Linked DNA regions of Mus musculus: region 1 is linked to region 2. The links are chromatin loops, found by intact Hi-C in ENCODE. Cell type or tissue: heart. All regions are shown on one strand. Each heading gives the region's core, and the rest is flanking DNA. Links, peaks and the distances in the headings are about the cores only. Region 1 holds the start of Ccnb1 (cyclin B1). Region 2 holds the start of Gm41040 (a long non-coding RNA gene).

What was found. Peaks named below come from ENCODE experiments on the same cell type or tissue, not always from the same donor. Only the 100,000 strongest peaks of a DNase experiment are listed, where the experiment ranks them.
Region 1: a loop joins it to region 2, with 5 times the contacts of the local background. A loop is called at or near these places in 1 of 42 quality-filtered maps.

Annotation. Positions count from the first base shown.
Region 1 is chr13:100,781,899-100,796,837 of GRCm38, forward strand. Ccnb1 (cyclin B1) reads right to left here and starts at 4,588. Exons shown (of 9, transcript NM_172301.3): 1 at 4,484-4,588; 2 at 3,835-4,005; 3 at 3,559-3,720; 4 at 1,567-1,749. The coding sequence starts at 4,504. In heart, for the core only: no CTCF peak of the experiment used is centred there; no DNase peak of the experiment used is centred there.
Region 2 is chr13:100,850,661-100,865,599 of GRCm38, forward strand. Gm41040 (a long non-coding RNA gene) reads right to left here and starts at 13,191. Exons shown (of 2, transcript XR_873869.1): 1 at 13,153-13,191; 2 at 12,742-12,892. In heart, for the core only: no CTCF peak of the experiment used is centred there; a DNase peak (open chromatin) is centred at 8,651.

The sequences.
Region 1 (14,939 bases), core at 7,079-11,078, 68 kb before region 2:
GCAAGGTTTGCAAAGTCATAGTAGGCTCTTCAGACTGTTGACAGAGCGACCATCTGGTTAGCCAGAACTATTGCAGCTCACGCCCTGTACCCATCATCACCTCAGATCTTTTCACTCACAACTAAGTTTTGTGATGCAGAAAAAATAAATTGTAGATCTGCTGCTCCATGTTATAAACTCAAAACACCCACACAGTGTAACACCAAACCAAGTTCTGAGCGTTAGAACACAAAGCTTTAGCAGTATTAACAAGAATAAAAACGAAGACAGCTAGTTTCGAACCAGATTATCTTACTGAAGACTACTTTAGAAAATACAGATGTGGGCTGGAGAGATGGCTGCTCTTCCAGAGGTCCTGAGTTCAAATCCCAGCAACCACATGGTGGCTCACAACCATCCATAATGAGATCTGACGCACCTTCTGGTGTGTCAGAAGACAGCTACTGTGTACTCATAAACATAAAATAAGTAAATCTTTAAAAGAAAAATACAGATGTTAACAAAGAATGGGGTATGAGCAACACGGCTTCATGGGCTAAGGCCTGCTGACCCCAGGACTGACATAAAGAAAGGCAGAAGGAGAACCTACTCTTGTTTTTTGCTTTTCAAGACAGTGTTTCTTTGTGTAACTCTGGCTGTCCTGGAACTCACTTTGTAGACCTGGCTGGCCTCTAGCTCAGAGGTCTGCCTCCCTTAGCCTCCTCAGTGCAGGGATTAAAGGCATGTGCTGCTGCCATTCTTCAAGGGAACCAACTCTTCAAAGCTGTCCTTTGAACCCCTCATGTGCCCACCCACACAAGGCTTGAAAACACTATTACAAAAGAGATAAAAACCCAACAGCAAAAAAACCAATGACAACCTGAGAAGACAAAGCTAGGATATAGTTCGGTGGTAAAGTGCTTGCTTAGCATGCACAAGGTCCTGTATTCTGTCCCTAGTACTGGGGGGACAGGGAGGGTTTAAACCTGATAAATCTACATTTAGCTATAGAATGCCTTGTTTAGAAAGAGAAAAGGGCAAGTTCCATTAATAGAAAGCTTTCCAAGTAGGCGAAGGTGATGAAACCAACTTCCATCGTTCTGACAAGTACATGCACACTGACAAAGAATGCCTGGTGTGGGACAGCCACCGTCCTTTAGCCATCTATCCCCATCTTAGACCCACAAGGATAAGACTTTCACATTTGTGACATGCCTATTTTAGGAAGGTTATCTCCCTATATAGAAATTTTATATTCAAAGTGGCAAGTCCACTTCATGGGGTTAATGACTTTATTTTTTAGTGTTTCAAAACAATAGTGTTTCTGATTCTAACAAATAGAGTGCTATTTGTTGTTTAAAAAAAATGTCGTGTGCTGTTGATAAAAATCTTTGATAGTTGAGTTGGTGTCACATCACTTTAATCCCAGCATTCTGTGAGTTCCAGGCTAACTGATCTATGTATATATATATGAAAAACACAAAAAAATAAACCAAGTGTATATTGCACCACCTTTAAGTCCAGGACCAGGAATATTGATCCAGGAAGCTGCAGTGAGAGAAGGCAGACTGCAATGACAATACTGACCTCCAGTTGTCGGAGATAAGCATAGATATCTTTCACATATTCACTACAGAGGTTTGGGTCAGCCCCATCATCTGCGTCTACGTCACTCACTGCAAGGATTACATCAGAGAAAGCCTGACACAGATACTCTTCTGCAGGCGCACATCCAGATGTTTCCATCGGGCTTGGAGAGGGATTATCAACCTTAAAAAAGAGAGGCTCCGTGAAACAGGCTACATTAAGGGAAGGAAAGCCAGTATCTGTATCCGCAATTCAGTACAGCATGCTCAATAAATGTAACTCATTTCACTAATAAAGGGAAAGCATTTCAGACTCTTTCCCCCAATTTCTTCTTGGGAAATGATTAACACTAGGCTGGAGTGATAGTTATAGCTGTAAAGGAACATCTGCTGCTTTTGCCAAGGGCTGGAATCCAGTTTCTCTTCAGGAACCAGGACTCAACCTTAGCTCCAGGCTATCTGACGTCCTCTTCCAGCCTCCTTGGGCCCTGCGCTCATGTGCAAACCCACATCCCACTCATGAAAAACAAATCGTACACATAAACAGCAAAAACTAACAAACAGAGCCAGGCATGGTGATCCAGGCCTTTAATCCCAGCCCCTGGGAGGCAGATCTCTGTGAGATGAAGCCAGCCTGGTCTCCATAGCAAACTACAAGGCAGCAAGATCTGGTCTCATAAAAAAAGAAACTCCGATTTAGATTAAGGCAGTTTAAAAGTAGGAAAAACTAGGCTGGCAAGCCTGGTAAGGGTGCCTGTTGCCAAGCCTAACAACTGAGTTCAATCCCTAGAACCCGCAAGGTGGAAGAACTGACTCAAAAGTTGTCTTCCAACCTCTCTAACTGTGTCCTCACACACAAAATACAAAAGAGAAGATGGGAGCTGGAGAGACGGCTCAGCAATTAAAGAGCCCTCGATCTCCAGGAGGGACAGAATTCAGATCCTAGCGACCACACTGGGTGGCTCACAAACGCCTGCAACGCCGGCTCCAGCTCCAAAGAACTCTGTCTCTTCAGGCCTAACATACACACAATTGGGCACAGACACACAAAAAAGTACTCTCAATACTAGTAGGTAAAGCAAGTCAAAGGAACAGATAATAAAGTCATTTATCCATCAGCTCAGCCCCACGTGAACTTGATTCAAAAGAATGCTAAGCCAGCAATCTTTATTCAGGTGTATCCAAGCCCCTGATTACAGAGAGCCCAGGCTAGCCTTAAACTTGCAATCTTCCTGCCTTAGCAGAAGTGCTCAAATCACAAACATGCACCAATCATCACACCTAGTAGTAAAATCTGGTGCCTTCGACGTGTATGCTTTTTTTGTTGTTGCATTTTTCTCTTTTGCATTTTAATACTCAAGGACTGAACCCAGGGCCTCCTAATATGCTGAACACAATCTAACAGGCTACAAACTCAGGCAAACTTCATTTTTAGGCTTAAATGCTAACCCATCATTCCATCATTATCATCTTTTTTTGTTTTCAAATACGGAGTTTCACTATATGTAGCTCTGGCTAGACTGGACCTTGTTACAGAGACTCAGAGCCCCACCTGCCTCTGGCCAGACAGAATACTGGGATTCTACCAAGCACCTTATTTTATTAATTAATCTCATTTCTCTGCCTGAAATCTTTTTAAAAATAGTTTTTGAATATACCATCCCAGCATTGGAGGTGGAAATCTCAAGTTCAAGGACAGCATGAGCTACAGAGACACAGAAAAGAAAATGATTTATGCCCACATCCGTGTCCCAGGCCAGCCAGGAGTACATAGTGAGTGAGACTCTGGTGTCTACATAAAACAAAAAGCCCCACCATATTTATCTGCCACCATTTGACGCAGGGTGCTAATACTCACCCCAGAGTCGTTAATGCATGTAAAATGTTTTTGCTAGCCACTCAATAATAAGTAATATATTTAAATGCTGTCATGTGCATCAACGTGAAATGAAGTCAGAGAGAAGAAACAAACTTTTAAAAAATGCAAGTTTACCAAAATAGGTTCAGGAGAAAGCTTCTCTTCTCTAACATGTTCAAGTTCAGGTTCAGGCTCAGGCTCAGCAAGTTCCACCTCTGGTTCACACACAGGCACCTTCTCTACAGGTTTTGGTAGGGCTTTAACAGTACCTTTTCCAGTACCTAGCGTTTTTGCTTCCTGTGGATGAAAGGGAGAGAACAGAATGTTTTCCCAAGGGTGACAGCTAGAAGATGGGCCTTTTCAGGTTAATTGGGCTAGGGAGATCGGTACCCTTTTCAGGGCGATAGTTACCCTTTTCAGAGGCACTCTTGCCTGTAGCTCTTCGCTGACTTTATTACCAATGTCTCCAAGAGCAGTTCTCGGTCTCAGCCCGGGCTTGGAAGCAGCAGTAACTGTCACAGGCACACGCTTGGCGCCTGCCATACTGACCTTGGCCTTATTTTCTGCGTTAATTTTCGTGTTCTGAAAGAAGTAAAAGAACAACTTGAAAAGGGTCCACGGCAGCAAGCAGGCAGCCCCGAGGAAGTCACGGGTTAATTAAGGCGGGACCTAACTAAGGAAAGCAAGGGTGGTAGGATCTAGCCTCCAGCCGTGACAAGCAAGTTTCCACCCAAATCTTTCACCTTTAATCCAGTTTCCCCTTAAGTCCTAAGCCACCCTAAACATGGTGAATTTACATCGGAAAGGATGCCATAAAAGCCTCCGTCGTAGACAGCTCTCCGGGAAGGCGAAGAATTCACCCTGGGCCTTCACCATTAAGAGCACAGCACCCACTCCCCACAAGTCCTGCAGCCCAGATAGGTCCAGAGGTCTTTTTCACCCTCCATAAGGTGGGTCCTCAGCTCCCCGGCCTCGCCGGAGCCCTCCCGGATCCCCCTCCCGCTCCGGGATCCCGCGGTCTTCTCCCGCCGCGATCACCGCAGCGCCTGGCCCGACTCACCCTAGTGACCCTGAGCGCCATGGCTCCTCCAAAATCAGAGGTTCCCCGATTCGAGAAGACACCCTAACCTCTGGCTATCCACAGCTAAACACTAACAGCCGTTCCTCCGCAGCACGCCGGGAGGAGTCTGCCGGGCTTAGGTTTAAACCCCGGGCCGCTCGCTCCTCATTGGCCAGTTCGTGGCACTCGCTCTCTTCCCATTGGCGCCGCGGGTTCCCGTAGAATGCGTTTCCTGGGCGATCCCGCGATCCCAAGTTCGGCGGGGGTGGGGCGGGGGCGGGGCCAGAGCGAGGCTGCCGCTGGCAGCACCGCCCACCCCTCGCGAGGTCAGGCTCTATGCCTGCGCACAAGTCGCATTGCTGCCACCTGCCTTAGGTAGGCATGGCGTGCAGTGCTCACTTGTGTGCTGTCCAAGCTAGCCCAGGCGACTCCGTTGGACTTTAGGAAAATGACTGTGGGGAGTACGCATATCAGTTTTGCTGTTGTCCTATTTATTGTTTCTCATCCTCTTCTATAGAAGTGCCAATACTATCTTAAGAGTTCCCGAAAGCTTTGTTGCAGAGACGGTCTTTAATATGACTGTTCCAACAGCTATCTGGGATGGATTTTGAGGTTGATAGCATGAAGTTTTAGCACACATACACATAGTAAATGTTTTTTGTTTTGTTTTTGCTTTTTGTTTTTTCGAGACAGGGTTTCTCTGTATAGGCCTGGCTGTCCTGAAACTCACTCTGTATACCAGGCTGGCCTCGAACTCAGAAATCCACCTGCCTCTGCCTCCCAAGTGCTGGGATTAAAGGCGTGTGCCACCACCGCCCAGCTGTAAATGGTTATTATAAGCAAATAGATTAACATACCAAGCTCCCCAATAGCGACTGCCCCAGTGATAAAAGAAAATGTGCCTTATGCTTAATTTTGCTCTAAGTTTAAGATTACTCCAAAAATATAGTTTTGTAAAATCTTATTTAACAAAGATCTCTATTGCAACTCTCTATCTTTCTATGTCAAACTCCTTATTAAGGCTTATTAACTTCAGTGAAATTTTCCACATTAATTTTCAGTAACACTAACGCGGATTTATTTATTGACCAGGATCTCTTGTAGCACAGGTTGTTGGCATTCCTTCTATGCTCCGCCCAACAGTTACCTAGCAACAGCCAGGTAGGCCTGGCTTGCTATAAAAAGGACTGTTTGGCCTCTCCCTCTCTCTCTGACTCTGCCCTCTTTTCTCTCTCTGTCCCTTTTCTCCCTCTCTCCCTTCTCCCTCTCTTCACAGGTTCCTGGCCAGCTTCTTTTCTTCTTTTTCTCCTTCTCCCTCCCCCCATCTTTTCTCCTCTCTCTCTTTCTCTCTCCCACCCCCCCTTCTCGTCCCTTCTCTTTCTCTGTCTCTATTCACTTCTCACCTTCCTTTCCCATGCCCCCAAGTAAGCTGTTCTATGGTAGACCCGTCATATGGCTGGTACCTGGGGTGAGGAGTGGAAGCCTCAGTACGGGCCCACTGAGGGCACCCCCTCCCACCACACCATCCTGTGCTCTCTAAAACATATTCTTGGTTTTATAAAATGCATCACAGGTTGTTGAACTTCATGTGTAACTGAGAGTGACCTTAAATCTCCTGCTCTCCCTCCCCTGCCTCCTCATTGTTGAGGTTACATATACATCTTTTTTTTTTTTTTTTTTTTTTTTTGGTTTTTCGAGACAGGGTTTCTCTGTGTAGCCCTGGCTGTCCTGGAACTCGCTCTGTAGACCAGGCTGGCCTCGAACTCAGAAATCCGCCTGCCTCTGCCTCCCGAGTGCTGGGATTAAAGGCGTGCGCCACCACGCCCGGCTCTTACATATACATCTTTACACGGGATTTATGTCACACCGGAGACTGAACCCGGGATTTCAAGCATAGTGGACAAGCACTACCAATGGAGCTGTATCCCTAGCCCTGTAGTAATCATTGCTTTACAAATTAAGATATGTAGTAAGCAAATACTATATCCCAGGATTCCCTGCTCATCCCCCGACCCTGTGTGTATGTAAGTCTGGCTTGTTTTATTTGAGACAAGGTCTTATCACACTCGCTTGAAGCAGTGTGCTTCAGGTTTCCCAGCTTTTGAAAGCTTGTCACCTGAGCTGGGGTGGGCCTTGCTGATGCAGTTGTCTTTGAGTCATTTCTGCTCCTGTGAGTAACTACAATAAAACTCAATGGTTCATTTCACCAAGTTGGATTTTGGTGGTATCCATACTTTTTGGTCTGTCTTGAACTCCCTATCTGGGGTGAGCAGATGTGTGTTTTGTCACACAACAGGTGTGGTGCAAAATGACACTCATGAACTCACTGCAGCTATCAGGACCTATACAAAACCAGCATCAGATTGGGCCTACCAGCATTTCATCACGGGCTCCTGTAACCCGATCATCCCTCAAGGGACCTCTGAGGGTCTGAGATAGGATGAATAACTAAAGGTCAGCAGGAGTAATATACTGAGATAAGCTAAAAGTGTCCTCTGCACATAGCAAGGTCAAGGGCTCTTATAAGGCCTTTTCTCAAAGAAAAAAAAAATAAAAGAGAAGAAAATGAAAGAAAAGATCCAGGGACCGTTGAGGTAGACTATGGACCTACACATTGTAAGGGTCCATGATTCGCCAAAGAATTATACCCTGGACTCAAATAGTACATAAACAATGAAAGGAGTGTTTTATTCTGCACGAGTCCAGCATGCTGGGGTCTCCCATTACCAAGCTAGAGAGACAACCAAGTGAGTTTGCAGACCTGATTTAAAGCACATTAGAGGATTCTAGGGTAAGCGACCTTTATGTTAATCTGTTGGGTTTGGCTTACTGGGCTGTGGAGGCTGGAACTTGTTGGGGGAAGTCTGGAAACTGTTGCCGATCCAATCCGTTGTCCTTGCCTCAGGTCAGGTAGGTGGCAGGGCAACTTCTGAGGCCTGGGCTTGTCTGGAATTGCTCAGTTCTTGGAAACAGAGATTTAGGCCTAGTCTCCTTTAACTGCCAATTTGAAGCCTGTCATGGAATCAGGCTAGCCTTCTTAACAGTAAGTTCATTTGAAACAAAAATCCCACTTGAGTTTACTGTTTGTTTTAGTTTTTATTCTTTTTTTGTTGTTGTTTTTCGAGACAGGGTTTCTCCGTGTAACCCTGGCTGTCCTGGAACTCACTCTGTAGACCAGGCTGGCCTCAAACTCAGAAATCCACCTGCCTCTGCCTCCCAAGTGCTGGGATTAAAGGCGTGCGCCACCACCGCCCGGCCCCCATCCCTCTTCTGTTGAGACAATTCTTCCTCCCACCGAGTCTTGCTCCTACTTTCCTGTCTGTCTGAGTTGAATCAGGGTAGATTGCGTAGTATGGGTAGCGTGTTATTTACCAAAGCATCAGCAACTTTTCAGTGACTGCACTGCTAAAACAGCAACAAAACCCAACCACTACCACCACCACCACCACCACCAACACTACCACCACCACCACCAACACTACCACCACCACCACCACCACCAACACCACCACCACCACCACCACTACCACCACCACCACCAACACTACCACCACCACCACCACCACCACCACCACTACCACCACCACCACTACCACCACCACCAACACTACCACCACTACCAACACTACCACCACCACCAACACTACCACCACCACCACCAACAACAAAACCAACTCCCTCTCTCCTTGCAGCCATTAAATGCCAATGGTCTCCCTGGGTACCTGTGTGGGGTCCTTCGGTTGCAGTGGATCAAACTAAGGTTGTTATGCTTGGCGCTAGGTTCCTTTTCCCACTGAGCCAACTAGCTGACTGCCCCTTTCTTTTTAAACAGCTCTGGCTGTTCCTGGAGCTTGTTGTGTAGACTATGCTGTAAGCGTACTGCAATCCTCCTCCTGCCTCTGCCTCCTGAGTGCTAGGATTAGTATACATGGCTCCGTGCATAACATTTTCCACGTCCATGCAGCAAACACGAGTTCTTGTCATTTCACACCCTTGTCATCTGCTGTTAAAGTTTTCACTTTTCGTGTCTGTGCTGTAGTACTTTGACTTTGCTTTCCTCGGTTTCATTTTCTTTTGTTTGGTGCTGGGAGTTGGGTTTCAGATCAGAGACAAGTGGTTAAGGTGCATATTTAACCTATCAAAGAAAGGCATCAAAGCAGACCTGGCCTTTAGGTTCTCCCAGTATCCTTCCGTCCCTACTTGTTACAAGGCATGGCTGCCATACCCCAACCTCTGCCTGAATTTAGGTTCTTCTCTATTAATCCAGACATTTTCATTCTCTCTCTCTCTCTCTCTCCTCTGTCTCTGTCTGTCTCTCTGTCTTCTCCCTGTTTCTCCCCAACCCACCTCTCTCCTCCCTCTTCCCTTCCCCCTCTCTCTACCTCTCTTCCCTACACCTACCCTTCCCCTCCCTCCCCCTCTCTCCCTTCCCTCCCTCTCTCTCCCTGCCTGCCTGTACTACACTCACACACACACACACACACACACACACACACACACACACACACACTGTTCCTTGGGACTGGTGAATCCACCAGAGAGGTGACCCCAAATAAACCTGGCCTTTTTTTTTTTTTTAACTCTTAATTTGGCTAGAATTGGCTTTTATTTCGTTGGCAGAAAACACTTATTACTGGGATGGACTCCAGCCAGTTTAACCTTTCAAGAAGGGATTAAAAAAAAAAGGTTTTGTTTGTTCTTTGTCAGCTTCATACAGGAATAAAGCACACTGATGATTGTACCCTCTCATCCTCTTTGCTCTCCTTCCCACCTTAACCACCTCCCTCCTCCAGCAAAGTCTTTACATCCTTGACGTTGTTTATCGTGGTTGTCAATTTCTTTGCTTTGTCTTTAAAGTCCTACTGAGTTTAAACCAGGTGTGGTGGTGCACACCTTTAATCCCAGTACTGGGGAGGCAGGGATGGCATATCTCTAAGAATTTGAAGGCAGATTGGAATTTCAAATCAGCTAGGTCTATGTAGTCAGATCCTATCTTTGAAAGAAAGAAAGAAAGAAAGAAAGAAAGAAAGAAAGAAAGAAAGAAAGGAAAAAAGAAAAGTGGCGCACGCCTTTAATCCCAGCACTTGGGAGGCAGAGGCAGGCGTATTTCTGAGTTCAAGGCCAGCCTGGTCTACAAAGTGAGTTCCAGGACAGGCAGGGCTACACAGAGAAACCCTGTCTCAAAAAACCAAAAAAAAAAAAAAAAAAAAAAAGAAGGCTAGGGTCTTATATGGCCCTCCCTCATCAATGACTGACAGTTTGATAGGCTTCTTACAAGCAGCTACAGCTATGTGAGGTCACGATTGCATCTCTCTGCCCTACCCAGAAGACAGTGCTTCACAGCCCTTCTCATCCTTAAGCAGCTCGCATTTTACTGTGCAGCTCTTTAATGGTATTAATACCTATTAAGCATTTTAAAATATGCTCACTCACCACCTATGTATTTTTGAAAATGGCTTATATCTGTTCAATAGTTTGCTCTAGCTTTTGGAGACAGGGCCTCACTGTGTAGCTGTGGCTGGTCTATAACTTTCTTTGTAGACCAGGCTGACCTTGAATTCAACAGAGAAGGTTTCCAGCCTCTGAGACTTACTGCTGAGTAAACTCACACTTTCTGGTTCTTACCGAACTCGGGCTGGTTCAACACAGCTGTTCTGGCTCAAACTCCTCTCCAAAACTGACTGATTCAATCTGCCTTCTGCTTCGGCCTCTGAATTGCTCTGCCTAGCTTCAAACTAACTCTTAGCAATTTACTCTGATCTTCTGGATCATTCTCGTTCTCTGGCTCGTCCATCATACCCTCACCTGTGTAAGCTTGTTTTCTCTTCAATCTGTCTCTGTAAAACATTCCTGGTAAAACCGCCTCCTCTCCCTCTTCGCTGCTCCTCATGTAGATTTCCTTTCCTCTCTCTTCTCCTGAGAGTTGGGCACATCCTATTCTGTCAAATCTTTCTCTGATTCATCACTTTGTCTGCCACTCAATTAGACATCACTTTCAAACACAAGTGCTTCCTTCTACCAACTACATTTACCTTCAGTGTTTGGGATTAAAGGTGTGTACTAACTACTGTGCATGGATGTATTTCATCCAAAGGGATTAAAGGTGTGTACTAAGGGCTGAGCCATACTACAACTAGAAAAGTTTTTTTTTCCCCTAAGTAAATAATACAATCTTGGGGTTCACAGTGTGATAAATCCTGCAATACCCTCTTGGTCTCTGTTTCTCCAAGAAACAGTAAATCTTTTGTAAGATGGTGCTTCCAGTGAGTTATGAGCCTTAGTTATGCTGCTGCCATAACAGACTGCTCTCTGTTTCTGTCACCAGGCATTTATTTGTTTGTTTGCTTATTTGCTTCAGACAGGCTCTCCAAGTGTCCCTGGCTGTCCTGTAACTATGTAGACCAGGCGGCTCGCATCAAATTTGCAGAGATCCTCCTGCCTCTGCCTCCTGAGTGTTAGCTTTAATGGTGATTGCCACCATACTTGACTTGTCAACTGACTTTTTGAAAGCTTCTTTGGTTAGGCCAGTGAGATGGCTGGTGGGGGAGGGGTGTAAAGAAGCTTGCTGCTATGCCAGCCAATCTGAATCTATACGGCAGAAAAGAACCACCCCCTGTCAGCTGTGGAATACAGAGTATAAGGCATCTGTGAGTCCACGGATGGTGGTTTTGGCAGAAGCATTACGTACAGGGAAGGCAAATCCACAACCAGAATAAGGATCTATTCCAGTAAGGACAAAGCAGTGTCGTTTTCATGGGGGACATGGTCCAGGTGACAGGCTGGTCACTCTGGGGGAGTGGTGGACTATCTGGGGCTCTGTGTTGGTCTCTGCTGTTGGCCGATCTGACACTCAGCAGCAGCTGTAGCCAGGTCAGCCTCAGTGAGTGGAAGTCCATGTTGTCAAGTTCTAACCCCTATCTCTGCCACTATGGCCACTGTGTTCATGTCCCCACTGGGCGATGGCAGGGATGGCTGGGGAAAAGAGGCTGGCTGTCCACTTAACTCATCTTCAGCTGAAGCCACCGTTTTTTGTTTGTTTGTTTTTTTAAGATTTATTTATTTTATGTGAGTACACTGTCTCTGTCTTCAGACACACCAGGAGAGGGCATCGGATCCCATTACACATGGTTGTGAGCCACCTTGTGGTTGCTGGGAAATGAACTCAGGACCTATGGAAGATCAAGTAGCCAGTGCTCTTAATAGCTGAGCCATCTCTCCAGTCCCTGCAACCACCTTTTGATAAGCATTTACATGAGACACAAATATCTTCACATCCTTTGTCCATTTGAAGAGATCTATTCACATACTTCTTCCCCAGATGTCTTTTCCACAAATTTTCTAATCATGCTCTTTCCAAGTCTCTGACCATCTAGCCAATGCATTGGCTACAGCCCATGCACCAGTGAACAATTTACACATCAGGCCATTTCTTCTCCCAAACAAAATGTATGACCATGTGCACTGCCTGAAGTTCTGGCCATTGTGAAGATTTCTCTTCCCCACCATCTTTCAGTATTGTCCTGGAAAGGAGTTATAATTCTGCAGCTGTCCACTGTGGGTGGTGCCAGAATAACATGCAGACTCATCAGTAAACCAGGCCCTAGACTTATCTTCCCTGGTCAACAGATCATAGGGAACATCTCGTGATGCTAGAGGTGCAGCCTTGGCAGCAGACAGCAATGTAAAGGGAGTAGAAACCATAGACATTTGAGCAACTTCTTCATGTAATTTGCTTGTGCCTTCAGGACCTGCTCAGGCCCAATCATGTATATACCACTTCCATTTGATAATAAATTGCTACTGTGCACATCCTACTTTATGACTTGGTGGGTCAAATAACACCCAACTCATGATAGGCAGCTCAGGTCACATGGTAATTTAGTGGCCCACTGTCAAATGTTCAATTTCCACTAAGGCCCAACAGCAGGCAAGAGCTGTCTTTCACTAGGAGAATAGTTGTCTGCGGGTGGTAGGCCCTTGCTCCAAAGTTCCAAAGGCTCTTCCTTGAATCACTTATTGGGGCCTGCCAAAGTCTCCAATCTGCCACTGCTACCTCAAGTACCGTCAGGTCTGTTGGATCATGTGGACCAAAAAGTAGAATAGCCTGCACAGCTGCCTGGACCTGGAGAAGAGCCTTCTCCTGTTACAGGCCCCACAAAAAGCTTGCAGCTTTCCAAGTCACCTGGTGTATGAACTGGTGAGGAATGTGCAGTCCCCAGAATCCACACAGGCTCATTAAATGTCATGTTTCTTCCTTGGTGGTGGGAGGGGCCAGGACAATAGCTTAACTTACTCTTTACTTTTGAAGGCCATTCCCACACGTCCCACATCACTGAACTTGTAAGAACTTCACTGAGGTAGAAGGCCCTTGAATTTTGGTTGGATCTATTTCCCATTCTCTGATGTGGGTTACCAAGTATTCCAAAGCAGCGTCTACCTCCTGCTCATTTGGTCCAATTAGCATGATGCCATAAATATAGTGCACCAGTGTGATATTTTGTGGAAAAGACAGATGATCAAGATTCCTCCTGACTGGGTTGGAGAGATGGCTTGGTGGTGAAGAGCACTGACTGCTCTTCTGAAGGTCCTGAGTTCAAATCCCAGCAACCACATGGTGGCTCACAACTATCCATAACAAGATCTGACTCCCTCTTCTGGGGGGAGGGGTGGGTCTGAAGATAGCTACAGTGTACTTACATATAATAAATATGAAAAAATCTTAAAAAAAAAGATTCCTTCTAAGTTATGACACAGGACTGGAAAGTTAGTTTGTTATTGAAGTAAAACTGTAAAGGTATACTGCTGGCTTTGCCACTGAAAGCAAATTGTGTCTCGTGGGCCTTATGAACAGGTACTAAGAAAAAAGACATTTATTACTGTACTGGCTGGTTTTGTGTGTCAACTTGACACAGCTGGAGTTATCACAGAGAAAGGAGCTTCTGTTGAGGAAATGCCTCCATGAGATTCAACTGTAAGGCATTTTCTCAATTAGTGATCAAGGGGGAAGGGCCCATTGTGGGTGATGCTATTCCTGGGCTGGTAGTCCTGGGTTCTGTAAGAAAGCAAGATGAGCAAGCCAGGGGAAGCAAGCCAGTAAGGAACACCCCTCATGGCCTCTGCATCACTCCTGCTTCCTGACCTGCTTGAGTTCCAGTTCTGACTTCCTTTGGTGATGAACAGTAATGTGGAAAGTGTAAGCTGAATAAAACATTTCCTCCCCAACTTGCTTCTTCGTCATGATGCTTTGTGCAGGAATAGAAACCCTGACTAAGACAGTTACATCGATAGTTGCATACCATGTATCAGGAAATGCATTAATCTGAGCAAGGACAGATACCACATCTGGTAGAGTATCTGCAATTAGAGTTACTACCTGATTTAGTTTTTGATAGTCAACAGTCATTCTCCACAATCTATCTGCCTTCTGCACTGGACAGACTGGAAAGTTAAAGGGACCCGTGTATCTTCCTCCTTCTTCTTCCTCCTTCCTCTTCTTCCTCCTTCCTCTTTCTCCTCCTTCTCCTTCTTCCTCCTCCTCCTCCTCCTTCCTCCTCCTCCTCCTTCCTCCTTCCTCTTCCTCCTTCTTCCTCCTCCTTCTCCTTCTTCTTCTTCCTCCTTCTTCTTCTTTGTAAACCAGGCTGGTCTCGAACTCAGAAATCTGCCTGCCTCTGCCTCCCAAGTGCTGGCTTTCGAGTTCTTGATGGTGGCACTAATTTCTGCAATTCCTCCGGGAATATAATACTGTGTTTTGTTTTACAATACTGTTATTTATTCATTTATTTATTTTATTAGGTATTTATTTCATTTACATTTCCAATGTTATCCCAAAAGCCCCCCACCCTCCCCCACCCTACAATACTGTTTTTTTTTAAAGATTTATTTATTTATTTATTTTATGTAAGTACACTGTAGCTGTCTTCAGACGCATCAGAAGAGGGCATCAGATCTCATTACAGGTGGTTGTGAGCCACCATGTGGTTGCTGGGATTTGAACTTCGGACCTTCGGAAGAGCAGTCGGGTGCTCTTACCCACTGAGCCATCTCACCAGCCCCTACAATACTGTTTTTGATCCACTATTTTCCTTGGCAGAGGTAACTCTAAAGGCTTCCATTTAGCCTTTCTAACCATAATAGCAAGTTGGGGAGGAAAGGGTTTATTTACACTTTCCCATCTTAGTCCAGCCCCGAAGGAAGTCAGAACAGAAATGCAGTGATTCAAGCAGGAGCTGATACCAAGGCTATGGAGGAGTGCTGCTTACTGGCTTGCTCCTCGTGGCTTGATTAGCCTACTTTTATATAGAAATCTGGAGCTGGGGCTGGTGAGATGGCTCAGAAACAGGAGCGGTGGGTTTACAACATCTCTGCTGTTCTTTGGGGATGACTTCCCCTTTTTTTCCTCAGGTGGCTCATCTGTGACTTTCCTAATCCCTTCCCTCTTCCCTCCGTAAGGTTTTAC
Region 2 (14,939 bases), core at 6,333-10,332:
TTCTTTGTTTACCAAGGCAGGTCAACAATGTGAAATACAATGAAACTGCTGTGGACTGAATCATATCTCTGGAAGTTCATATATTAAAGGCAGAGCTCCCATGTGATGGTGGTATTTGGAGATTAGGGCATCTAAATAGGTTTAGATGAGGTCACAGTGAGATTATAAAAAGATGACAGAGAGCCTGATCTTTTCCTACCATGTGAAGATCCAGGAGGAAGGCAGCTGTCTGCATGCACTGAAGAGAGCTTTTCCGCAAAAGGCCTCAACTGCTGTGAGAAACCAACTCTTGTTTAAGTACTATGGTTGGTGGTCCTTTGTTGTGACAATTCAGATCTGTCAAAGATACACTTCATATGGTATGATGGCATAGACCAGGAGTCTATGGCATGTAAGTTGTTGGTTATGCATCAGGACTTAAACTTTTCTTTTGCTAGATACATCAGAATATGGACCCATCAATGGCCCCAAGTTTCACAGGCTTCTTTGAGTAGACTTTTGGGAGACTTAAGATTCCTTCTCTAGTTGCTCTGGAAAGCTAATTCTGTAATGTGTCTTGATTCACTTGTTTCTTTTAAATCTTGCTGTAGTTTTTATTTGAAGCTCAAGCTGTTGCTTTTTCTTTTTCTTTTTTTTTAACCTTAGAAACAAAGCCTTTCATATGTTCTTGAGTTGTGTTTTTATTTTATTCTTTGAGACAGGGTCTATCTAGCCTTGTCTAGCTTGGAACTCAAACTCATAGAGACCCACTTGCTTCTGCCTCCCGAGTACTGAGGTTATAAAGGCCTGAGCCACCATACCCAGCTTTTTTTTTTTTTTTTAAAGATTTATTTATTTATTATATGTAACTACACTGTAGCTGACTTCAGACACACCAGAAGAGGGCGGCAGACCTCATTACGGGTGGTTGTGAGCCACCATGTGGTTGCTGGGATTTGAACTCAGGACCTTCGGAAGAGCAGTCAGTCAGGGCTCTTAACCACTGAGCCATCTCGCCAGCCCCATACCCAGCTTTTGAGTTGAGTCAAAAAAAGATTTATTTAGTGTATGTGGGAGTTTGCCTACATATATTTCTTTGTACCATATTTGTGTAGTGCTAACAGAGGACAGAAGTGGGCATTATATTCCCCGAATCTGAAATTAAACTGAGGAATTCTGGAAGATCAGTTAGTGCTCTTAACCACTGAGCCATCTCTAAAGCTCCCCTTGAGTTGGTTTATATCACCTTGAGAAGCTTCTCCCTCATCTTGGTTTGAGGAAGCCAGACACACACACACACACACACACACACACACACACACACACACACACTCATTCACTTACTTATGAATCAAGATCTTATATAAGCCAGTCTGTTTTTGAACTTTCTAGGTGGCCAAGGGTGACCTTGCATTCCCGATCTTTCTATTTCACTTTCCAAGTGTTGTGATCACAGACATGCACTGCCATACCCGGGCCACATCGGTGTTTCAGAACCATGAATCATATCGGAGACTCTGGTTCCCCTCATCTTCAGGTTCTCTGAGAATGCAGTTTCTTCACAGCCTCCATGTACTTGTCTTGAATGTACGTGCATGCTGAGTTAGAATCCACCATGTTTAAGCCTTCCCTTCCTTGGCTGCAAGCATTGCACTTTGCCTATAGACTACAAGGACCACTGCTCCTCGATACCTCTATGAGCCACTAAAGGGATTAATTATGTGTCATGATTTTGAAAAGAAATGTAAACATGTCCATATTTATATATACACATGCAGGATATTCCTCTGTAAGTGTCCATTCTCTGATTTGGGTTGAGGTGGCTGTTGGCTTGTGTAGATTATGTAACTCTGGATAAAGTATTTGAAGCTGCAGAGATGTTTTAATTGGAGGTCTGATTAGTCAGGTGTTAGCCTTTCTTCTGTGGACAAAACCTCGGAAATGTGCTTGTTAACCACCTTAAATGTTGTCTTCTTGGAGAAAGAGGGAGAGGTTGAGTCTAAGAGGGTGATACACGAATGAAAGCAGACGGAGACAGGCATGGAGTCCAGAATTCAGGAGGCTGAGGCAGGAGGATTTTAAGTATCAGGTCAGCCTGGGCTACATTTGGAGAGCTTGCCTTGGAAGAACCCAACCAACCAACCAACCAGCCAGCCAGCCAGCCAGTCAGCCAAGGGAACAAACAAGGATTAGCATAGTGGGAAGTACGAGTTTAGATCAAGTCAGCACAGAGGACATAAAACAAACAAACAAACAAACAAACGTCAAATGAAACAATCAGTGTGAATCAGTTACTAGAGGGCCATGCTTGTAACTGACCAAAATGGAAAAAAATGGCTTCCCTGTTGCAACTTTGGTCTCAGGAAGAACACAGTTTTTCCTGTGTTGGATCGGGAGGTTAGGATGCTCTTTCCTTTCAGCTTACTAGTATTGCTAGTCAACTAGTCTGATCCAAGACCAAAAAACAGTTGTTCTTTCCCGCCCCCTTCCCCGTGTACTGTTGGCATGTAACAGAAAACAAACCCATAAAAGCAGCTAGTGGGTTTAAAGAAAATCCAGAGGGGCAAGCTATTCCAGAAATGAGTGGATGTGGCTTCAGTATTATCTATTTTAAAAGATTGATTTATTCATATACAGTGTTCTGTCTGCATGTATGCCTGCAGGCCAGAAGAGGGCACCAGATCACATTCTAGATGGCTATGAACCACCATGTGGTTGCTGGGAATTGAACTCAGGATCTCTGGAAGAGCATCGGTGCTTTTAACCTCTAAGGCATCTCTCTAGCCTGGCTTAAATCATTTTTATTGTTTGAAACTTTCATACATGCATACGTGTTTTGTTCAAATCTATCCCCTAGTAGTTGATATTTTATAGGTTCCTAATATTAGGAAGTTTTCCTGGATTTGAGACTTGAATGCAGGACCCTGGCTTTCATAATCTATGTAGTTGATGGTGACATCCCTTGGAGGACAGCCTGTATTCTCCATGGATTTTGTGGATCTCAGGTGGGGGGTGGGGCAGAGGGGCAAGGAGTGTGGGAGAAATGAAAAAGCCAAGCTTATAGTTGGAGGAGAGATAAACTTGGTCCAGAAGAACTAGATATGAAATCATGAGCCGTGGTTCTCAACCCCTCAGGGGTCACACATCAGATATCTGTATCCCAGATATTTACAGTTTGACTAATAACAGTTATGAATTGGCAACAAAAGAATCTTATGGTTGGAGGTCACCACAACATGAGGAACTGTATTAAAAGGTCACAGCGTTTGAAAGGTTGAGAACCACTGCTCCAAAGAATGAAGCATACGTCTCTATTAGCTGCGGGAAAGGTAGCCAAACCCAGTTTTATTTGAGACTTGTAGGGGAATAAAAGTTTGTTTTGTTTTTCTTTATTAATAATAATTCACAATTAAGCAGGATTCCTGGTATGTAAATGGGTCACAGCTTTGCCATTCTACTTATCTTGTGGTCCAAGACTGACCAAACACCCTGAAGTGAAGTGCTATGTATTTCTTATGAGTAAGGCAGAAGACCAGAGCTGAGACGCACGATAAGGAGCCAAGTGACTCATGTCAGTAGGACTATGATATCCCGGTGTATGGAGCCTATGGATTTATGCTTCTGGTTAAAAAAAATTAGGCATATTCTTGTTCTGTAGGGCTGGACACATTCAGTGAAATCTAGAAAGTGGGAACAGTTTACAGACTCATTTTATATGACAGTGCCACCTATGGTCCACTCCTGGGAATTACACTCAGAATTAACTTACGGTCCTTTGGACACAGGATGTAAGTATAAAAAAAAAAAATCTAGAACCACAGGATTTCAGAGGAGCTGGGACTGGTCAGCAGAGTCAATTTTTTCTCTAATTCTTCAGTCACTTTTTTTGCCTTGTAGTTGAGCCAAGGGCCTCAAATCTTGAGTTAAAGTCCTAGTTCTCTTCCCACTGTGTGTGTGTGTGTGTTTGGTGTGTGTATGTGTGTGTTCACAAGAATATGTGTGCCTGTGTGTCTGTGTGTGAAGTCCAGAGGGATATCAGGTCCCTCAGGTGCCATCCACTTGTTTTGAGAAAATGTCTCTCACCTGTCTGGAACTCATTAAGGTTAGTCTGGCTGGCAAGCGAGCCCAGAGCTCTGCCTGTCTTCAGCTCCCCAGTGTTGAGGTAACAGGCATGCTTAGCATTTCTCATGTGGGCTCTGGGAATTAGCCTCTTGTCCTCACGCTCGGTAGTCAGGCACTATACTGACTAAGCTATCTCCTCAGCTTACCTTTTCATTTTCAATTTTTACTTGAGACAGGGTCTTACTAAGTACATGAGCTTGCTCTATAATTCAAACAGGTTTTGAACTTGAAACTGCCTGCATTCGCCTTTCAGGAAGCTGGGATTGCAGGTGTACATGACCACATCCAGCTCCCAAGTCACTTTTATTACACACTTTTTTTTTTTTTTTTTTTTTTTTTTTTTTTTTTCCATTTTTTATTAGGTATTTCGCTCATTTACATTTGCAATGCTATACCAAAAGTCCCCCATAGCCACCCACCCCCTCTCCCCTACCCACCCACTCCCCTTTTATGGCCCTGGCGTTCCCCTGTACTGGGGCATATAAAGTTTGCGTGTCCAATGGGCCTCTCTTTCCAGTGATGGCCGACTAGGCCATCTTTTGATGCATATGCAGCTAGAGTCAAGAGCTCCGGGGTACTGGTTAGTTCATAATGTTGTTCCACCTATAGTGTTGCAGATCCCTTTAGCTTCTTTGGTACTTTCTCTAGCTCCTTCATTGGAGGCCATGTGATCCATCCAATAGCCGACTGTGAGCATCCACTTCTATGCTTGCTAGGCCCAGGCATACTCTGACAAGAGACAGCTATATCAGGGTCCTTTCAGCATAATCTTGCTAGTGTATGCAATGGTGTCAGCATTTGGAAGCTGATTATGGGATGGATCCCCGGATATGGTAGTGTCTACATGGTCCATCCTTTTATCTCAGCTCCAAACTTTGTCTCTGTAACTCCTTCCAAGGGTGTTTTGCTCCCACTTCTAAGGAGGGACATAGTGTTCACACTTCAGTCTTCATTTTTCTTGAGTTTCATGTGTTTAGGAAATTGTATCTTATATCTTGGGTATCTTAGGTTTTGGGCTAATATCCACTTATCAGTGAGTACATATTGTGTGAGTTCCTTTGTGAATGTGTTACCTCACTCAGGATGATGCCCTCCAGGTCCATCCATTTGGCCAGGAATTTCATAAATTCATTCTTTTTAATAGCTGAGTAGTACTCCATTGTGTAGATGTACCACATCTTCTGTATCCATTCCTCTGTTGAGGGGCATCTGGGTTCCTTCCAGCTTCTGGCTATTATAAATAAGGCTGCTATGAACATAGTGGAGCATGTGTCCTTCTTACCAGTTGGGGCATCTTCTGGATATATGCCCAGGAGAGGTATTGCTGGATCCTCCGGTAGTACTATATCCAGTTTTCTGAGGAACAGCCAGACTGATCTCCAGAGTGGTTGTACAAGCCTGCAATCCCACCAACAATGGAGGAGTGTTCCTCTTTCTCCACATCCACGCCAGCATCTGCTGTCACCTGAATTTTTGATCTTAGCCATTCTGACTGGTGTGAGGTGGAATCTCAGGGTTGTTTTGATTTGCATTTCCCTGATGATTAAGGATGTTGAGCATTTTTTCAGGTGCTTCTCTGCCATTCGGTATTCCTCAGGTGAGAATTCTTTGTTCAGTTCTGAGCCCCATTTTTTAATGGGGTTATTTGATTTTCTGAAGTCCACCTTCTTGAGTTCTTTATATATGTTGGATATTAGTCCCCTATCTGATTTAGGATAGGTAAAGATCCTTTCCCAATCTGTTGGTGGTCTTTTTGTCCTATTGACGGTGTCTTTTGCCTTGCAGAAACTTTGGAGTTTCATTAGGTCCCATTTGTCAATTCTCGATCTTACAGAGCAAGCCATTGCTGTTCTGTTCAGGAATCTTTCCCCTGTACCCATATCTTCAAGGCTTTTCCCCACTTTCTCCTCTATAAGTTTCAGTGTCTCTGGTTTTATGTGAAGTTCCTTGATCCACTTAGATTTGACCTTAGTACAAGGAGATAAGTATGGATCGATTCGCATTCTTCTACATGATAACAACCAGTTGTGCCAGCACCAATTGTTGAAAATGCTGTCTTTCTTCCACTGGATTTATTACACACTTGATTAATAGTTGCCTAATTCTGTTTGAACCTTGGGTGAACAGAAAGAACCCTACTCAGCAGAAATTTCTCTTGCTCCAGAGTCTATTCCAAGATTCTCAATGGATTCCTGAAAGGGCAGATATCACCAGGCCATATATATGTGTGTATAATATATATGTATGTACACTCATGTATACACACACATATATATACACACACACATATATGTATTTATTTTATTCACACAAATTTAACCCTCTTTTGTCTTCTTTGTTTGTTTGTGGTATTTGTATTGTGTCTTAGTTAGGGTTTCATTGCTGTCAAGAGACATCATGACCCAGTCAACTCTTAGTTTCAGAGGTTCGGTTTTTTTTACTATCATGGCAGGAAGCATGGCAGCATGCAGGCAGACATGGTGCTGGAAGAGCTGAGAGTTCTCCATCTTGATCTGAGGGCAGGCAGAAGGAGATTGTCTTCTGCAGGCAGCCAGGAGGAGAGTCTGATTCCACACTGGGTGGAGCTTAGACATAGACCCCCATGCCCATCTTCACAGTGACACACTTCCTCCACAGGCCACACCTCCTAATAATCCCATTCCCTGTGGGCCAAGCATTCCAACTCATGAGTCTATGGGGTCCAACCCTATTCAGGCCACCACAGCACGCGCATATGCATGGGTGTGTACCTGCATGTGCAGAGACCAGAGGTCTGTGTCAGGCATTTTCCTCTATCACTCTCTGTTTTTGAGTTTTTGAGACAGAGTCACTCATTGAGCCTGGAGCTCACATTTTCAGTTTGACTGGTGGCCAGTAGTCCCAGGCATCAACCTGTTCCCACGTCCCCGTGCTGGGGTGGCAGGCACCAGCTGTTGTGTCTAGCTTCTACATGAGTGTGAGTTCTGAACTCAGGTTCTCATGTTTGTGCAAGCAATCAGTTTATACACTGAGCCGTTTCCTTAGTGCCACTTTTTTTTTAAAAGTCTTAACCAAGCATTTTTATCACACACCAGGTCTGTAACTTTTGCTGTTTGACTTGTGACAGCAAAAATAAAATACAATTCATGTCCACAATTTCACAGAAAAAAAATATTCACTTCTACCAAAATCCAACTTTCCATCTTATGTCGAGAACTTCTGTCTTTTCACCTGCGGGAGCAGTAGGAGATTTCCCCTCTAGCTTCTGAAGGGTCAGTGTAAGCAACTGACAGAGACAAAAATTGTGAGAGAAATTACATAGACTTGGCCCATGAGTAGAGGCAGACACACAGTGCTGTTACCTGTGGCCTGAAATGATTCAGAATGGGGAGCACAGGTATTTTGATAAGTGATGTCATTTTGAGGGGGTCACTCTGGATTTGGAGACCGTACTGTGGCCTGGTTAGTCTATGTCGCTTGCAGAACTGACAACAGTATGGATGTGATTCTCTTTTGAGTACTGAACGGGAATAAAAGCGAAGATGATATTGTCAGGCAAGTGTCCAGGTGTGTTGGAAACACTTCACTCTTCCCTCCTACGTATGAATGACAGTTGATGTAGCAGTGCGTTTAAGCCACACTGCTTTGGTTCCCAGTAGGTTGGGCTCCCAGCCACCCACCCACAGGATCTCTTTGGAGTCTCGAATGAAAGACACACCCACACATGTCAGTTAATTTATGATATGCCATGGCTAGCTCAAAGGGTGGGCACTCCTGAACCTTCCCCTGCTAGCAAACGCTCCCCTTCGGCACTCCTGAGATTCCTAAACCTTCCTCTGCTACCCAGGGCCCAATGGGGAAGTGGCCAGTGACCCCTCACCTGAATTCTTACGTGCGTGGCTGGTTGGCTTTCTCTCCTGCAGCTCTTATGTTCCACCCTTCTCCTCCAAGTCATTGTGATTCTCCCTCTCTTTCCTTTCTCCTGTTCCTAGTCCACACAAATCCAAAGGTCCCACCTCAGTCTACCTGCCTAGTCATTGGCCGTTGGCTCTCTATTGATCGATCAAAAGCCAATTGGGGACAAGAACCTTCAGCAGTTGGACACGCAGATTCCCGCTTTAGAGGGCCGGATTAACTCAAAGCATTAGGATCAATCCTCAACACGTTGATCTGAGACCTAGCTGGATATTGAGTGACTAGGGGTGGCAGGTGACTAGGTAGTATGGCTACCAGGGATAAGTTGCTTCTTGGACAGTCTAGAGCAGGATAGGGCATGCTAGTGAAAACAGCGTGCAATTAAAAACGTATACGTTCTTTATCCCTAGAGTATGTCATTTTCATATTGTTGGACCATGATTAGTGGCAGGGAACCGAGACTTCTAAAGGCAAAACCATGGGCAAGGCAGGACGATCATACTGCTACACGACGTCCACCTACACTGCAGTTCTCTCTGCTTCAGTTCTCTCTTCTGCAGTACTCAGGAAGAACCTAGTCTAGGTCCTACCAGGGGTGCTGCTGAGTGCTGACCAAGCATATCCACTGTTCACGCTGCCTCAGCATTTCTTCTGCAGTGTGTGGGGAGAACCCACTGGGATCCCCGGGCATGAGTTAGCCTATCATTCCACTTCCTGTTTTTAGGCTTTGTTTCTGGAGACGGGCTTTGTCAACTTAGTTATTAGGTATTTTCTGGGTTTCAGAGTTGCTCACGTCTCTTCTTCTTCTGCTTGCTTCTTCTTTAGTACTCTTTATTCTTATAAATTTATATACTTTTTTTTCCTCTAAGAAAATTCATCTGTTGTACAGATGGTAGATTTTGGCAAGAGGGAAAAAAAAAATAAAAGCAAGAATTTAACCCCACTGAGTTCAATTGGAGGCTTGATCATTTCTTCTTAATAACTATGCTTTTATGTGTGAAAACGTTTAAATGTTATGCTTTCATGTTAATTTCAATGCAAAGTTTTGTGAAGTTTGGCTTGATGTTGGGGTCCCTGGATCTTCAATCTCCCACCCATATCTTGGCTCCCGTCCTTAGCCGTCAAAAAGTGCATAAATAAGCCAGCTGTATACTCAGCTGTTACTCAGTGAACGGCTCAAAGCTGAAGACAGAGTCCTGCACTACTAATGCTCTGGGCTTGTGCTCACTCGTAACTAGCGTCAATCTTTGTGATCAGCTGGGCCCCTTTTCTCTCTCTTGGATGAGCATGTCTATCAAATGCTGAGTTTAAATGCTTACGTCGAGGGTGGATGGCTTTTTCTGACTTGGTAGTTTGGCTGGCTAAGGAAGGAAAAGTGATATAGGGCTAGAGAGATGGTCTAATGGTTGAGAATGCTGACTGCTCTTCCAGAGAACCTGGATTCAATCCCCTGGACCTACGTGGTGGCTCACAACTATCTGTTACTATAGTTCCAGGGGATCTGATGCCCTCTTCTGGCCTCTGTGGATACCAAGCACACATGTGGTACACAGGCATACATACATGCAGGCAGGCAGAACATCCACACACATGAAACAAAATTTAAAGAAGGAGTGTGCTGTCAGTTCTTCCAATCGTGATATGCCTTATCTGTGATTCTAAACTCCCTTTGTTCTTTCTGTGTTTGAGGTGATTTGTGGATAGCCTGTCTGAAGATTGCATTGCTATTCTTTTCCCTAGTTTCTAGGAGATTTATTTTATTTTGAGATTGTGTTTCATGTAGCCCAGGCTGGTTTTGAATTCCCGATCCTCCTGCATCTCCCTCCCGGTGCTGTATCCCAGGTGTGTCCTGTTACCCTCAGCTGTCTTGAGGTTCTTTTGGGATAACAAGCAGCACTGGGTGGCTTCTGTTTGTAACTGGAACACCACTTGCCACAACCAGGAGCTTTCCATGGATACGAGTCCTGCTGCTTTTTGTTTCTCCCCCAGTTTGAACTTTGAGGTCTTCTGTCTGATGGCTTGTGCAGCAATGTGCTCTCCAGTGGTCTTCCTCCCTGGCACAGCTGCAAGCTAAGGCTAGGTGAGGCTTGATGGCCTATGTACCCAAGCTGTCATCAACCTACCCCTTTCTGCTTTACCTTTCTCAAACGGTCCTTTAAGACATGCTTATCATTTAGAAGGTTTTAGCAGACCACCTAGGTTTACAAGGAATTGTGTGTTTATTCAGGAGTCCAGATGTTTATTAAATGTTTGTTTGTTTTTTCTGGACTGGAGGATTGTAGTGTAGGTTTTGTAAGGTTTGGAGTGGAGCTCTTGTGTAGTAGCAGCCAATTAATCCCTACTCAAATGCGCAGAGGTGGCGGCGCATTACTCACTACCTGCCCTAATTAATGTTCTGGGTTCCGGGATGAAAGACACAGACAGACAGACAGACACACACACCCTTATATTTTAATATGCCTTAAACAGCTCAGTGGCTGTATCACTTCCAAATCTTCACATGGCCGATGTACTTTCTGATAATCCTGACTCATCACTTACTAAAACCTCTACTCCATCTTTGCTTCCCCAATCCAGACCTGCATACTCCTGGGCCACGCTCCCCGACTCCTCCGTGATGGCTATGCTCTCTGCTCTGCACCTCTCAGGCTGATCTTTACTCTTTTCCCGGCATGGCATGGCGGCTCTCTCTTTCCTTCTGCCTCTGTCCCTTGCCGGGGAATCCTAAAAGTCCTGCCTCTGTCTCTCTGCCCAGTCATTGACCACAGGCAACTTTATTTACCAATCAAAACCAACTAGGGGCAAGACCCCCAGCGTCTTACATGAGGACACAGGTGGATTCTCGTGCAGTTTTGGGAACTCAATTACCCTACTACAAGCATTAGACCAAACCCCAACACTCTTGATTTAGCGAAGCATAGATTAAAATTTACATGCAGAAACTGGGTGTGGTTGAAGCACACCTTTAATTCCGGCACTCCAGAGGCAGAGGCAGTCGGATTTCGGGGTTCGAGGCCAGCCTGTTTTTATAGAGTCAGTTCAGGACAGCCAGGGCTACACAGAGAAACCCTGTCTCGGAAAAATAAAAAAGAAACAAAACAAAACAAGCAATCAAGCAAGCAAACAAACAAAAAAAACTTACATGAAGGAAGAAAGAAAAATATCTGCTTAGTGCTTCATAGCTTCATGAAATGACCTGCTTAGACTGAACACGGATAGGATCTGATGTTACTTCTTTAGGCTAGGGATGGTTTTAGTCGTGAGCTTGCCGCAGGCTGCTGTTTCCCCCAGCAGTCCTTGCTGACGGACTGCCCACATCTCCCAGCAGGCATTGCTCTTGTCTCGGCTGCTTGCCTAATCTACCCTGTCTGTGTCTTTGGTCCACAAAGAGCCCTCTTGACCCGTTGTGGGTAATGACAGACACACTGCCACAATTTCTTTTTACCGCTCACGCCCTTTAAATAGAGCCTCTTCAAAATTTCCCATCTTGCATGTTTCGTTTGTCTTGTCCCTTGAAGGTGGGAGGGGGATGTTGACCGATATAAAAGTTTAAAATTCTGAAGGAAAAGGTTCTGCTGTCTTAAATTTGAATGAATTATATGACGAAAGATCTTGGACACTCCAGGAACTGAGTAGGCTTTTTGTACAAAGTATAGAAAACGGATCAAAGATAAAAGATATTTAATACTTTTTATCCATGTAAAATGTCCTCAGCACCTCACACACGCTTAGCAAGAGCTTCTCCCTGGAGCTAGGTGTCCTCAGGCCATAACTACATTTGCTAGGTCAGAAATCAAGTGAAACCCTCTTTTTCTCCCAAGAATTCCTCTATCACCCAATGCTATACTTAAAAGAGCTCTACTGATATCTAAAAGTTGGTGCTCAGTTAGGGCTTCTATTGCTATGATAAACACATGACCAAAGCAACTTTGGGTGAAAGGATTTGTTACAAATTATAGCTCTCAGGTCAGATTCCATCCCTGCAGGATGACAGAACAGGAACTCAAGGCCGGAACCTGGAGGCAGGAACTGAAGCAGAGGCCCTTGAGGGATGCTGCTTATTGGCTTTCTCCAACCGCTTGCTTATACAACTCAAGGACCACCTGCCTAGGGGATGCACCCCCTCAACCCTCACACATCAGCCATTAATCAGGACAATACTCCACAGACTTGCCTATAGGCCAGACCTACAGAGGCACTTTCTCAATTAAGATTCCCTCTTCCAAAACGACTCTAGCTTATGTCAAGCTTGGAAAACAGAAACAAAAACAAATAAAAGAAAAAACAAAACACAGTTGGAAAAATTCTGCTTATGCGTCTCTCCTTTTTTGGATACAGTTTTCCATTTGTGTGTGTGTGTGTGTGTGTGTGTGTGTGTGTGTGTATGTGTAGGCCAGGGAGTTGGTTTTCTTCTTCATGTGAATGTTGGGGATCGAACTCATGTTGTCCATCTCGGTGACAAGTCTTGCTGAGCTGTTTCTTCATCCCTCTGCGGACCTGTCTCAAACAACTGACTAGTTCCCAGAATAAATAATGAACTCCTACAAATCAATATGAAAGCAGCGGGGGAGGGAGAGACAGGCGAAGGTATAGATGGCCGAGCTGTGGATGGAAAGTGTCTATGAGAAGATGCTCAACCTGGGAATGTGGAAAAGTGAACTCAATAAGATAGAGCATCACAGTCACGGAAGCGGCAGAAGGTCTCGGAATGGTCGGGTGGGTGGGTGAAAGGTGAACTGGCGCAGCCACTCTGGAAAGCAATTTAATAATATTTTGTAAAACTGAAAGTAAGCACAACGTAGAATCCAACAGTTCTCTTTCTAGGCCTCCACTGGCTGAGGAAGGCTGGTTTATGTATGCTCACAGGGAAACACAAAGACGGGTGTTGTAGTAGTATCTGTGAAGGAGAAAAATTAGAAACAAGCTAATTATCCATCAAAGGGAGAATGTCTAAATAATTGTGTGTATATGACAGAATGATGTGGAGTGAACAATATATCAATAAAATGTCAATTAGCAAACAACCAGTGTTGTTAAACAGCAACCCGTAGAAAGATGTGGATAGTTTTAGCCCCCTGTCTTAGTCAGGGTTTCTATTCCTGCACAATCATCATGACCAAGAAACAAGTTGGGGAGGAAAGGGTTTATTCGGCTTACACTTCCATACTGCTGTTCATCACCAAAGGAAGTCAGGACTGGAACTCAAGCAGGTCAGGGAGCAGGAGCTGATGCAGAGGCCATGGAGGGATGTTCTTTACTGGCTTGCTTCTGCTGGCTTGCTCAGCCTGCTCTCTTATAGAACCAAGACTACCAGCCCAGAGATGGTTCCACCCACAAGGGGCCTTTCCTCCTTGATCACTAATTGAGAAAATGCCTTATCTCATGGAGGCATTTCCTCAACTGAAGCTCCTTTCTCTGTGATAACTTCAGCTGTGTCAAGTTGACACAAAACCAGCCAGTACACCCCCCGCCCCCCAACTTCCCTCTCTGCATGTGAGTATGTGTGTGAGCACATGTGTAAGCACACATATGCATGTGCAGCAATGTGAAGATGTGAGCCAGAAGACAACCTTGGTTATTATTCCACCTTCTATTTTAAATTATTTAAAAGGATTTATTAATTTTTACTTTATGTGTCTGTGTGTGTGTTTGCACATATGTCTGTATACCACATGTGTGCCTGATGCCTAAGGAGTTCAGCAGAGGGTGTTGGATCCCTGTATCCGGAGTTACAGATGGTTGGGAGCTGCTAGGTGGGTGCTGGGAACCAAGCCTGGGTTCTCTGTAAGAGCTCTTATTTGCTGAGCCTTCTCTTCAGCTCCAGAATATTTTCAGATTTATTATTATTATTATTATTATAGATAAGGTCTTACTATGTGTTCTTGGCCTGGAACTCTATATGTAGACTAGGCTGACCTCAAACCCACAGAGAGCTGTCTGCCTCTGCCCATAGAGGGCTTGGGAGCGCCACCATGCTCGGCCAATACTAGCTCTTCTAACAGTGGGTAAAAAAGACACCAAGAGGGCTGGTGAGATGGCTCAGTGGGTAAGAGCACCTGACTGCTCTTCCGAAGGTCCAGAGTTCAAATCCCAGCAACCACATGGTGGCTCACAACCATCCGTAACGAGATCTGACTCCCTCTTCTGGAGTGTCTGAAGACAGCTACAATGTACTTCCATATAATAAATAAATAAATCTTTAAAAAAAAAAAAGACACCAAGAATCTGTATCGCTTACAGATGTGCATTTGCTGTTTACAGATGTCTACAGCCTTTCAGAATTCAGACTGAAAGACTGGGCCTAGCAAATGACAGAATCTGGCTGAGGTTTGAGGTGAATGAAAGGATAAAGGGCCGCGCTGTTGGGTCTCCCCACATTTTTGGGTGCTGGTCCTTCTGCGTTTAACCAGTCTCCTTCCACAACAAAGCTTGCCTGTTCTTCTCTGGCACTAAATCTCCCATCAGGAACTTTGTCCTCATTGGGCAGCCCCCAGTATTGGGTGGAGAGCCAAGTCTTTTCCCATTGAATCCTCTTCTTTTCTCTTTTCCCTCTCATTCTTGTTTGCACTTACCACTACTACCCATATTGTTTCTAAACCTTTATGTCTTGCATCTTATATTTAATAGCTTTTAAAAGTATTTATTTTATTTTATAGACACACACACACACACACACACACAAACTTGTGTGTGTGTGCCTGCATGGTTGTATGGGCAATGCATGCATGGTTGGTGCAGGAGGAGGTGAGAGAAGGCATCGGATTACCGGCAAGTGGAGTTATAGGTGATTTTAAGTTGGAATGGGGGGAGCTGAGAACTGAACCAAGCTCTTCGGCAAGAGTAGCAAGTGCTCTAACCTTTGAGCCATCTCTCCAGCTCTGTATTTAATAAGTTTTCATCTCCCACTAACCAGAAAAGACCTAAATTTTTCATTTCCCTTTTTC